2 separate regions of the Homo sapiens genome follow, and region 1 is linked to region 2. Evidence: chromatin contacts called from ENCODE POLR2A ChIA-PET data. All regions are on one chromosome and are shown on one strand. Each heading gives the region's core, a stretch centred on a gene start or an enhancer-like site at or near the end of the contact. The rest is flanking DNA. Distances are from core to core; before and after follow the strand shown.

What was found. ChIA-PET counts read pairs that join two places held with the same protein, here RNA polymerase II (POLR2A).
Region 1: POLR2A ChIA-PET joins it to region 2 with 10 read pairs in activated T-cell. The contact joins two enhancer-like sites. POLR2A ChIA-PET finds 5 or more read pairs at or near these places in 2 of 52 experiments (H1 and activated T-cell).

The regions. Positions count from the first base shown.
Region 1 is chr4:2,903,224-2,909,629 of GRCh38, forward strand. ADD1 (adducin 1) reads left to right here. Exons shown (of 16, transcript NM_001354761.2): 10 at 1,541-1,885; 11 at 4,520-4,621; 12 at 5,292-5,381; 13 at 6,116-6,208. Among named protein-coding and RNA genes, the nearest start is that of SLC75A1, 28 kb to the right of the region's middle. Within about 2 kb of position 4,853, at least 3 of the 41 ENCODE cell types and tissues checked have a DNase peak (open chromatin) inside an H3K27ac peak, as active enhancers do.
Region 2 is chr4:2,483,752-2,489,889 of GRCh38, forward strand. The region is part of intron 1 of RNF4 (ring finger protein 4); the gene reads left to right. Among named protein-coding and RNA genes, the nearest start is that of RNF4, 18 kb to the left of the region's middle. RefSeq lists enhancers at 1,534-1,813, 2,317-2,818, 4,322-4,431, 5,783-6,138. Within about 2 kb of position 1,445, at least 24 of the 41 ENCODE cell types and tissues checked have a DNase peak (open chromatin) inside an H3K27ac peak, as active enhancers do.

The DNA of each region.
Region 1 (6,406 bases), core at 3,603-6,102, 420 kb after region 2:
TCCTGATTCTCTTGTGATGTATTGTGAAGGTGCTGTGAGTGACTTGGTTCAGGTGCGAATCTGTTAGGTTGTTGAGCAGACAGCTCTTCAGCATCCCCCGTATTACCTCTCTGTGCTGGGCAACAAATCACTACAGGCCTGGTGGCTTCGAACAGCAGCCATTTATTTCCTAGCTTCTGTGGGGCAGGAGTCCAGGCACAGCGAACTCAACCTAGGGTCTCATAAAGGCTGCATTCAGGGTGTTGGCTAGGGCTGGGTTCTCATCAGGAGACTTGACTCAGAGGATCCACATCCAGGCTCTTCTAGACTGGGGACAGAATTCCTTTTCTTAGGGCTGAAGCATTCTTGGCAGCTTTACTTCTTCAGAGCCAGCAGTAGAGACAGAGACTCTTATAAGATAGGTGCTAAACTCTTCTGTGATACAGCCCATCATCACCTTTTGTGAATTCCGCTACTTAGAAGCAAGTCAGAGATCTCACCTGTGCTCAAGGTGGGAGGGGATTACAGGAGCTGGGGGCCTGGGGCCACTGTGAAGTCTGTCTGTCACACTTACCAAGTGTGGCCAGGAGAGATGCAGAGGACACCGTCCATGCCCTTAGAGATGCTGTCTGTGGGAGGACTCTGCAGATGAGTTGGTCCAGTAGAGGCATGAAGTAAGTGGGGCTGTCTTTTACCACAGAGCACATGGTCATGAGGCAGAGCTGGAGGTGAATTTGAATGTTGTTGTATTCAGACGTAAAGTAATTTTGCTGAGAACCAGTTGTCATGAGGTATACTTACTTACCTTACTTACCTAAAGATTATCACAGTATTTAAACTGTAACTTAAGAGGTAAAAGTCTATTAAGTATGTTGATGAATATAACCTGCACAGTGGCTGGCAGCAAGTAAACCCTGTTTGGGTGTTCAACTTTAATTTTTTGTTGAAATATGTAAGCAGGAGAGTGCACCTACCGCAAGTGTTCAGTTTGTTCATTTTTAAAAACTGAACCCCCTGTATAACCAGCAGTCAATAAGAGCAACGGTAGCAGCACCTCAGAACACCCCCAGCACCTCCTTCAGTTCACTTGTCCCATCCCAGGGGTGACAACTGTCCTGTCTCCCAGGACAACCAAAACAAAGGTTGTTTTGCATCTTCTGCACTTTTAATGAATGGTATTACATGGTGTATGTTCTTTGCAGGTTGGTCTCTTTCACTCAGCGTTGCCTTCAGGAGAGTCATCCACGTGGTTGGTTTAGAGCACATTGTGTCACTATAAGCCTTCTTATGAAGACACTAGACTATCCATCTCCTATATGGATGGACTTTTGGGTTGTTTCCAATTGTGGTTTACGAGGAGTAGGGTTGCTGTCCACATTTTAGTACCTGGTTTTTGGTGAACACATTTGCTTCTGTGGGGTGTAAAATTAGGAGTGGAATTACTGAGTCATAGGGTATGCATGTGTTCAACTTTTGTGGATGTTTCCACATGATTTTCCAAAGTGAAACCCTGTTTTGAGATCTGGAATATTGACTGTCTTTCACTCTCCTTGGACCCTAGGGCTACAGAACTGGCTACCCTTATCGATACCCTGCTCTGAGAGAGAAGTCTAAAAAATACAGCGATGTGGAGGTTCCTGCTAGTGTCACAGGTTACTCCTTTGCTAGTGACGGTGATTCGGGCACTTGCTCCCCACTCAGACACAGTTTTCAGAAGCAGCAGCGGGAGAAGACAAGATGGCTGAACTCTGGCCGGGGCGACGAAGCTTCCGAGGAAGGGCAGAATGGAAGCAGTCCCAAGTCGAAGACTAAGGTGTGGACGAACATTACACACGATCACGTGAAACCCTTGCTGCAGTCTCTCTCGTCCGGTGTCTGCGTGCCAAGCTGTATTACCAACTGCTTGGTCTGTGCCTACCTTACTGTTCATAGTTAGATGACGTAGAGCAAGTTGGGTAGCTGGGGCTTCGGAGGCTTTGGGAATCCAGCCTTTCTGACCCAGGTGTAAAGCGAACCTTCCTTATTCACTTTCTTGTAGTCTGAACCTAAGTCCACTGAATGCATTACTAAAATTCGGATAATACTATCTGCTTGAAACTGCTTAAGATGTAATGTAACTCCGCAGTAGTTCCAGTATATCTCCGTATATAGCAAAAATATACAATAATTTACATGTATTAACCTACAAATAGGAGCTCTTCTTATTTAATTCAAATTATATTCAGGGACTCTTAATACTTCATGCACAAAAAGACACTTCAGTCCTAAACCTGTATTTTAGTGTTGTGAACTCCAGTGGTTTCAAGTCACTAAAGTTTCTTAAGTCTTCAGTGTTTTCTTAAGCAGTTTTCCCTTGTGGCTCCCTGGCGTGTTCTCTGCTGACTCTTGTCCCCTGCCCTTAGTGTTATTCCCCTGCTTTCTATCCCAAAGCCTCCGAATGCACACCCCCAGCTGCCCTCTGCATGGACTGTTGCATGTGAGTAGACGGCCATAGTGGCGAGTCACCTTCTGACTCCTGTTGGGTGCGGCATGACCCAAGTGCAGCGCAGGCCATCTGCAGGCACCAGCGACAGACGCTGCAAGGGGTGCTTCGTTTCAGCGTTAATGCCGCTCAAGTTATCGTTTGTCCTGAGAGGTGCTCCCATGTCGTGGTGCTGAGACCTCCTCTGAAGATGGGTCTTTATTCCTCCTGTAACCTACCTCTAACAGTCCACCCAGCTCTGCTTTAAACTGTATGTAGAAGAGGCCCATTTCCAGAAGCCCCTGGAATGGAGGAGACAGGGGCTGAAGCAGACTCATCTGTGCATGACTAGTTCATTAGGAGTTCAGTTGAAATTAGATTAGATGCTCCTAAAACCATGGGCAACCAAATACATAAAGTGGGGCTTTCTTTTCCCCTTGTAACAGTGTTTTACTTTATAGATTTATTTAAAGAAAAAAAGTTTTATCTTCCCCAGGTGGTCCTGGTGTTTTCCTGACGCAGTTGGTGAGAAGCCTCCGTGCTCCTGAGCGGCCGCGTCACCTGGGCAGGGACCCTGTGTGGCCATGGGGCTCTGAGCATGGGAGTGCGTCTCTCCTCTTCTTTCCTGCCCTCCTTGTCTTCTTTCCCCCCTTCTTCCTGTCTCCCCTTTTCTTTCATTTGTTTATTTTTTACTTGTTTCACTTGTTAAAGGAAGTGGGCGTTATAAAACAAAAAAAAAAAACCCCAAAACACCTTTCTGCGGCTGATGTGAAGCACAGTGCTGAATTGCCATGAGGAAGTTTTCCAAAGCGTTTAGGCAGCAGCGCGAGCTTTATTTACCATTAGCTTGCAAAACAACTAAGTCACTTTAGGCCTAGTAGTCAATGTGTACATCCAAGGGGAGGCCTTGCTCCGCATTTATATTTGTTTCTTACTGTTCTGGAGTGACAGAGTCCATGCAGTGCTCCCAGGTTGGTATCTTTTCATTTATAATGATTGCTGTTACTTTTTCAAATGTGTTCAAGTTTCTGAGGTTGCTGTTTGAAATGCTTTGACTAAAAATTATTTTTAATAAAACGCTGGAGTTGTTTTTATCTGAGAAGATAACCATCAGTGAGTACCCAGAGCTCCATGCCCATTCCACACTCTCCTCGCAGTGGCTCAGCATTTGCTGGTTTTGTTGCTTTTTTTAAAGTCGTATGGTTTATGGCTATCTTATTGCCTCTCGAAAGTATTCTGAAAGGCATAACATTTGCTCTCGAAGATGGGCTTGTTTTAATGTTCAGTGCCTACTCATGCCTTAGAATTTGATTAAAAATCTCAGATTTGATTGGAGATCCAAAAAAAAATTATGGGTGGAAGGCTCAGCATGCTGACGAGATGCACTGATACTAAAACAGCCTTTAAATATTAAGGACTCATGAAGCGCTTCAAGTTTGTTTGGGATATTTTTGTAGCACTCAAAAATATTAAGTTATATAAAATATTCGACATCACCAAACTCTTCTTCCAGGTAGCTACCGTGTAAGTGTCCATACAGTAATGTTCTTGGGTTGAAAGTTACGCAGACAGTGCATTCTGATGCTGTCATTTACTTTAATGCAAAACTTTGGTGATGCCCACTCTTGCCTCACGGTGCAGGCTCCTCCCTAACCCTGGGTAGCAGCATCACATTGCTTTTCATGACCCTGTCATCTCATGCTTCCAGTTGGCTTTGGTGTTGGATGATTTTCAGAGCAGTGAACCAATGGTCTCTGAGGGGCCTCCCCTGCTGGTCCCAGGGTTATGGGGCTCAGCTCTGTCGTCAGCCTACCTTATGACCCAGATTCAGCTGGGCTTTCCAGATGGTGGTTTTCCATCAGTCATGACTTTGACTTCCAGCATTAACTGGTCTTTATGTGGCTGCATCCTGCTCCCATGGCGACTCTGCTGAGTGACCCAGATTAGATGTGGTCATTGGTTCAGTCCTCTCTGTGATGTTCAGTGCATGACCAGATGTGAGATAAACTGAATAGATTGGATGCTATGTCACTTATTGTTGTCATAATTCTGACTTTTCAACTGTTCTTGATATTACAGTGGACTAAAGAGGATGGACATAGAACTTCCACCTCTGCTGTCCCTAACCTGTTTGTTCCATTGAACACTAACCCAAAAGAGGTCCAGGAGATGAGGAACAAGGTGCGTCCTGCGTCGGCACTCAGCGGGGGCTTGGGTGTGGGATTGGAAGGGATGCCAGCTGCTTTGGGGGGAGCGGGTGCTTGCTTCTAGCAGAGGGCATCTGCTGTTGTTGCCACTGTTGCAGTGAAGCCATCTCTTCACACCGCTGCTGTTCTACCACCAGTGTGAAGTATGAGCAGCAGACATTTTTTGGGCCCTATTGATTCTTGAACTGATGTTTGCTCACGATGTTTGCTCACCGGTCAGAATTGGAAGCTGCAAAACCTGTTCTTAGCAAGAGCAGACTGCTGTCCCTTTCAGGGTTCGTTCAAAGACTTGTGAGTGGCATTTGGTGTATCAGAGCAGGAGCCCTGCCAGTGCTCACATCACTAGACGATGGACATGCAGCGAGTGTTTCCCCCAAGTTAATGACAGTGAGAGATAGGTGTCCTGCCCAAGCATCTGGAAGATGTGGGGAGCTGGGAATAGTCTCCATCCCTGCAGACCCACGCCCCACTAAGCAGGCATGGCGGTCACTCAGAACACATGGGGCCATCCTGCCTGCGTGGGGCAGTGGGAGAGCTGAAATGTAGCTTCCATGTGGCTGGGGCCCAAGTGCACAAGCAGCAGGGCTCCCAGGCAGCATGGCTGCTCAGGACTGTTGATGTGTGCCTCTCCTTCCCACCCTCAGATCCGAGAGCAGAATTTACAGGACATTAAGACGGCTGGCCCTCAGTCCCAGGTTTTGTGTGGTGTAGTGATGGACAGGAGCCTCGTCCAGGTGAGAGCCCAGAGTGTCTCTGACTTTAGTGGGTGGTGGCTGTGTGACCGCCTGCTCCAAAGTTATTCTGAAATTGAGAGAGTGACTTTATGAGGTAAGTATTCTAGGCAACCAGTTACCTTTGTTAAAACCTTCATGATGAGAAACGGTTCAGGCACTTTTCGTTGAGTTCTAGAAGGAGCGAGCATGCTGAGGGCTGTGTCCACCCCTCTGGTCATGCCCCTTGTAATGCATGCATATGTGAGGGTGGCACATACACCACCAGCTTTGGGGCTCAGATTCGGCCCGGGTTCAGCAGCGTTCTGTGTAAGGCGCTAGGAGAGGGTGGGTTTAGGGACTCTTGTTCTGGTACATATTGCTGTCTGCAACAAAGTGCTGCTTGGGTTGCAGAGGGGTGGGTGCCTGTAAGTGTGGTGCACATTTACACACATTTCTACAAAATGACTCTACCTTGTGGCACATTGAAGATAATTGTGTAAGTAGTTATCTCTGAAAACTAATATGCCACCTAATGCTTTAACACCTGACTCTGCAGGGGTAGACGATTGTTGGATTTGTCCAGCCGTGGTCCTGGTTTCGTGTTCAGTGTCTGCACGTCCTGCCATCATCACTGCCACACTTACTGTTGACAGCTGTCCCTGCTGCATGCTCTTAGCCAGCTCCATCCTGTGCTCTCAGCTGATATTTCACAGGCTGGGCCTGGTGTGCTCTGGTGACTCAGTTTACTGTTTCAGGATGCACCTCTCTCTGACTGTACGGAAACTATCGAAGGGCTCGAGCTTACAGAGCAGACCTTTAGTCCCGCTAAATCTCTCTCTTTTAGAAAGGTACTCACTGCCCTGTCCTCACTACCTGTCTATGCGCCTTGCTCCCCTCCCCTCCCCCCTCCCCGTCTCCTCTCTTCAGGCATTGTCTTAGTTACTGAAGTAGCTTCAAATGGATCTTTAACCTGTTTGTGAGATTGTACAGAAGGTTCTGTTCTACCTACTTGATTCTTTAATTAAAACATTTGCTATGAGGTGTGA
Region 2 (6,138 bases), core at 195-2,694:
CAAGATCACACCACTGCACTCCAGCCTGGGTGACAGAACAAGACTGTGTCTCAAAAAAAAATTATTTGTTTTTATTGATTTTTATTTATTTATTTATTTTGAGACTGAGTTTCACTTGTTGCGCAGGCTGGAGTGCAATGGTGCGATCTCGGCTCACCTCCACCTCTTGGGTTCGAGCGATTCTCCTGCCTCAGGTTCCCGAGTAGCTGGGATTACAGGCGCCCACCACCACACCCAGCTAATTGTTGTATTTTTAGTAGGGGGTGGGTTTCACCATATTGTTCAGGCTGGTCTCGAACTCCTGGCCTCAGGTGATCCCCCCCCGCCTCGGCCTCCCAAAGTGCTGGGATTACAGGTGTGAGCCACCATGCCTGACCCAGGTCTCTTATTTTCAGTGGGTAATTGTATCAGACTCTGCCTCCCAGGTGGGGTTTGAGGGTTCTGTGTACCTGGTGTAGGCCTAGGCTAAACAGAAGAGCTTCTCGTTAGAGCATCTCCCTGTGGACTGGCTGCAGAGTTACGATATCATTCTGGTTCTGCTGTGCTCCCCACTGCCCCTTTTCAGCTGACTCTTTGCTCATAGGAATACAGTGGTATGAGATAGGGTCATAGAATTTGGTTCCAGTCTAACACTCTTCCTGTTTCCTGCCCGCCTGTATGTCTCTATCCATTAGCAGACTCCTTTATGTATGATAGAGACACATGCACATATGCATACACGGACAGTCCCTGACTTACAGTGTTTCATTTAGAATTTTTCAACTTATGATTTATTGGGAGTTAGCCCCATTGTACGTCAAGGAGCATCTGCACATCGTATACATATATACCATGAATACACATAATTATATGTCACACTCCTGCTAGAGTGGGGGGGGTCAATATCTGAAGTGCTTATAATAGCTTTATTGGGGGGGACCTCTAAGAAAAACAGAATAATTACTTAGACCTTAAATAATAAATCTATAAGAATGAAGAAAGCCCCAAAGCCCTTCCAGCTTCCATCCCGTCAGTCACCTCTCTGTCCTATACTCTGCCACTACCCCGAGCCTCATGGCTTTCTTCTCACCTGGGCTACCCTGAGTCTCCTCCTTGGTCTACAGTCTGACTTGTTCAGTCTCCCATCTGTTCTCACCAGACACAGGTGACATGGTCTCTAAATGCAGATCTCAACATGTCATCTCTGTCCCAAAACCCTCGATGGCCCTGTCCTGAGGGTGTAGTCAGTGAGGCTTGTTAGGAACCCTCGGCACCTTTGTTGTCCTCCACACAGTGCTCGTGTGGGACATCCCTGCTCCCTTCCGCCCACCCCACCCACATACATTGTTTCTTAATTAACTCCTCCTGTCACTTGAGGCCCCATTCAGCACTGCTTCCTCTAGACAGCCCGGCTTGATCCTCAGCGCGTTTGGGCTGGGACTGCGACTCCTTTGCTGCTGCTTCCACTTGCTTAGGTCACCAGCGTCCCACTTCCGTGTTTGAGCTCACTGGCCGCCTTTCAGTTCCCCAGCCTGTGCATTGCAGCTGTTCACTGCTTCCTCCTCCTTGAAGAAGGAGGTTTTGTCTGAGTGACGGCTCCAGGTTCTCCTAGCTTTGTTTCTTTTAAATTCTCTTTTACAGATTCTATCTACCTGCCTCCCCAAGTTTTCACACATTCTGAAATCTCTACGTCCATCCGAGTTCTCACTCTTGAGTTTCCAGCTACCTTGGGCCCTTTCTCCCTGGGTGTCTCACACCCTGCTTTTCTAAAACTACACTCAGCACCTGTTTCTGTTCTCCCTTCCCTCATTGGGTTTTATGGCCTCATTCTTGCAGAGTAAGAAGCTAGATACCTTGGCGTGAGTTGTTTCTCCTTTCACCTTGGAAGCTTTAGGAATACCTAGCATCCGGCTCTCCTGACCATCCCCAGTTAGGAATGACCACTTCTCTACCCCAGCTCCTCTTTTCTCAGTGGCAGGGGCGCCATCAACACCCCACTCTTACCCTCATTTATTCCTTCAATAAATATGAGCATCTGCTTTGTGTAAGGTCTTAGCTAGGTAGAAAGTAAATAGAGCCTTGTCCTCGTAGCGCTTACCTAAGTGAGAGCATACTGGACGAGAGACTGGAGGATGGTGGGGCCCTTTCTTGAAATGGAGTATATGTTGGCGGAAGGAGGAGGCAAGGGTTCCTTTTGGAACACACTAAATTTGAGAAATCTGAAAAATCACCGTCAGTGTTCCCGCTAGTTTCTGGAATTGATGTATTTGATTCTGGCACTAACATACCTATTTGAGGGTGTGGGTCTTGGTATCAGACTGCCCTGGTTTAAGTCTAGGCTCTGTTTACTAGGTGTGGATGACTTTGGGGAAGTTCCTTAACTTTAATCCTTAGCTGCTTCATGGGTAAAATGGGGAACATAACAGTGCTTATTTCCTTACTGGGTGATGTGAGGAGCACATGTGGTGATATTAATATTTAGGAAGCGCAGTGCCTTGTGCAGATGCAGAGAAGGCACCTCTCAGCTGTTGTTAGTTTTCTTATTCCATTGGACTCTCACCTGCATGATCCAGAACCCTTTGTAGTTGGTGAGGGCTACTTTCCCATGACCGCTAAGGTCTCCATTCACTCTGCATTTCTACGTCCCCACCACGCTGGGATGCTCTGCTGGAAATGCTCCTGTCTCACCTCAGTGCCCTGGTGAAATCCAGCCTCTTGGTGGCTTATCCCCAAGACCAGCCTTCCAAATTCCTTTGAACTCTGACTCCTGACCCTTACTAAACCCAAAAGAGAGAGAAAAACCAGATTTGGGGTGAATTGCTGTATGGGCCAGGGCATGGAGAATGAGGGGGCTCCAGAAAGCTTCCCAGGGAAGTAGTAATGGTCTAGCTGGGCCTGCAGGGATGCAGGAGGCTGGTTTCAGAGTGGTGAGGGGTGTGCAGGCCAGGACAGCCACAAGGCACATCTTCAGCAGCCGTATTTGGAAGCCTCAATATCAGTGAAGTGGGAGGAGAGAGGCTTAGGAACAGCCTGGGTGTGGACATCAGGTGTTTCCCTTTGCTCTGCAGGCTGATTTCTCTGTCTTCCTTTGTCAGTAGCTTCTCTTTTCTAAATTCTAAGACACGCTATTGATGTGGCGGGGAGAACAAGCCCCTATATGATAGATGTGCACCCAAATGTAAGATATTTCTTGAGATCAGAAACATTCGTGGATATGAGAACCCAGGACATGTGGTGGATCTGGGACTGTCGTGTGGTCTGAATGATCTTGTGAGTCCTAAGGTGATGTCGAGGCACCTCCCACCTCTGTTGAAACCAACTAGACAAGTCTTTTCCTAGCCAGAGCCTCTTCCCTGAATGTCTGTTTAAAGTTGAACACTTACCAGGTGAGGTGTTGCTTTGAGAAGCATTTGTGCTCCGGGCTGGAGTGCAATGGTGCAGTCATGGCTCACTGCAGTCTTGACCTCCTGGGCTCAGGTGATCCTCCTGTCTCAGCCCCTGGAGTAGCTGGGACTACAAGTGTGCACCGTCACATCTGGCTATTTTTTTAATGTGTTTTTATTTTTATTTTTTGAGACAGAGTCTCTCTCTGTTGGCCAGGCTGGAGTGCAGTGGTGCCATCTTGGCTCATTGCAACCTCCGCCTCCCGGGTTCAAGTGATTCTTGTGCCTTAGCCTCCTACGTAGCTGGGATTATAGGCGCACACCACCACACCCGGCTAATTTTTATATTTTTAGTAGAGACGGGGTTTCGCCATGTTGGCCAAGCTGGTCTTGAACTCCTGATCTCAAGTGATCTGCCTGCCTCAGCCTCCCAGAGTGCTGGGATTACAGGCATGAGCCACTGCCCAGCCTCATTATTTTAATTTTTTTATAGAGACAGGATCTCACCATGTTAACCAAGCTAGTTTCCAATTCCTGGGCTCAAGAGATCCTCCCTCTTCAACTTCCCAAAGTGCTGGGGTTATAGGGCATGAGCCACTGTGCCTGCCCCATTTGTGCATTCTGTTGAGAGCACCCGTAGTCCCATAGTATGGGCCAGCCTAAGGAGATGCAAGTCACCCTTTATTAGAGTGAAACAGTGAAGGGGATTTCCCCTCTAAACCATTGAGGTCAAGCTAGAGAATGAGGCGCTCAGGGAGTGAGATACAGTATGCCATTTTCTCAGAACCAGACGACCAAGTGCTGAAGAAAATGCTCAGCTCAGCTGGGACGGCGGTCCCTTTGGGCATCTCCTGAAAAACCTACTCTGGCCTCCCTTTCTCCTCCTGTACTTCTTGCACACTTAGTTCCTAACTTCGTTATAGCTGCCTGCCAGCACCCTCCTCACCCTTCTCCCCGCCCTAGATTCTGCACAGAGGCTGTGTTTGCTCATTGCTGTATTCCCAGGGCAGGGGCTGTACTGTGAATGAGGCGGGGAGGTATGCATCCTTTCTTAAAGCTGGGTGGGAGGACAGACGTGGTGGCTCATGCCTGTAATCCCAGCACTTTGGGAAGCCGAGGCAAGTGGATCACCTGAGGTCAGAAGTTCGAGACCAGCCTGGCCAACCTGGTGGAAACCCCATCTCTACTAAAAGTAGAAAAATTAGCCTGGTGTGGTGGCACATGCCTGTAGTCCCAGCTACTGGGAGGCTGAGGCAGGAGAATCACTTGAACCTGGGAGGTGGAGGTTGCAGTGAGCCCACTGCACTCCAGTCTGGGCAACAGAGTGAGACTCCGTCTCAAAAACAACAACAACAACAACAAAAAAAAACTGAGTGGGATGTGATATCACACAGCATTTTAGGGCTTGAGCAGAAGGTTGGAGCTGGTCACTGGGAAGGTTTATTTGGAGAGACTGCCAACCTGGTGCTGTGGGGCTGAGTGTGGTGATGGGTATGTGTCAGCCCACAGACACTGAGCCTTTCCAGTGTGCCTGCACTGTTCCAAACACTCTCTTGTAATAACTTCTGGAATCCTCACACACCATTAAGGTAGGTGCAGTTCTGTTCTATAGATAAGGAAATGGGGCACAGAGAAGTTCAATGCCATGCCCCAAGGTCACAGGTTGGGGTTTGCAGGTGCCTGGATTTTATTTTCATTTTTTATTTATTTATTTATTTTTTTGAGATGGAGTTTTGCTCTCGTTGTCCAGGGTGGAGTGTAATGGCATGATCTCGGCTCCTCTGCCTCCCAGGTTCAAGAGATTCTCCTGCCTCAGCCTCCCAAGTAGCTGGAATTACAGGCATCCACCACCACTCCAGGCTAATTTTTTGTATTTTCTAGTAGAGACGGGGTTTCACCATATTGGCCAGGCTAGTCTCAAACTCCTGACCTCAGGTGATCCACCCGCCTTGGCCTCCCAGAGTGCTGGGATTACAGGTGTGAGCTACTACACCCGGCCGATGCCTGGATTTCAATCTCAGTTGCCTGGCTCAAGAGATGTGCCCTAATTGCAGTGCCAGCCTGGCTCCACACACCATGCTTAGGAGTTAGGCCTTGATAAGGAGCCAGGGAAAGTTGCTGCGGCAAATGTTTCGGAAAGATGGCCTGGCAGTAGGGTAGACGGGCACCCAGGGACAGGAGACCCAGCATGAGCAGGCATGGTAATGGTGCACAGGAGGATGACACGGCACAGCACTGGGGATGCACAGAAGGGTGGATGTGAGAGCGTTCCTGTCGTTTCCGCCACCTGGATCCCTCTCACCTGTGTCTGTTTTGCAACTCCATCTCGTTATGCTACTTCAGTACGTTCCATGGTGTGGTCTCTGGAAGCAGCACCTGGGAACTTGTTAGATACGTAAATTGGAGGGCCTAGCAGGCTGTGCTTAACGAGCCCTCTGTGGGGGAGCCTGATACAGGCTCATGCTTGAGAAGCACTCTCCTAATCTAAGCCACTAGCACCCAGCAGTGGGTGGCCACAAGGGTCTTGTCCTTGCTTTGGCTCTCTCTCAACCCTCAGGCTTGCCTGTGCTCAGGGCTTTGTGGCTCCATTAACCATGCGTCGCTGACGCTGAGTTTACCGTGGTCGGCCTCGCTTCTCAGTGAAGTCCAAGGGCCTCGCAGCCTCTGCATCTGGTGATTTCTCTGCCTTTCCTCAAAGCTTCTGCTTGGCTGCCTAGTCCACAGCCTCCCGATTCACCATTCACCTGGTCCCAGCAACAGAAGTCTCAGCTGGACA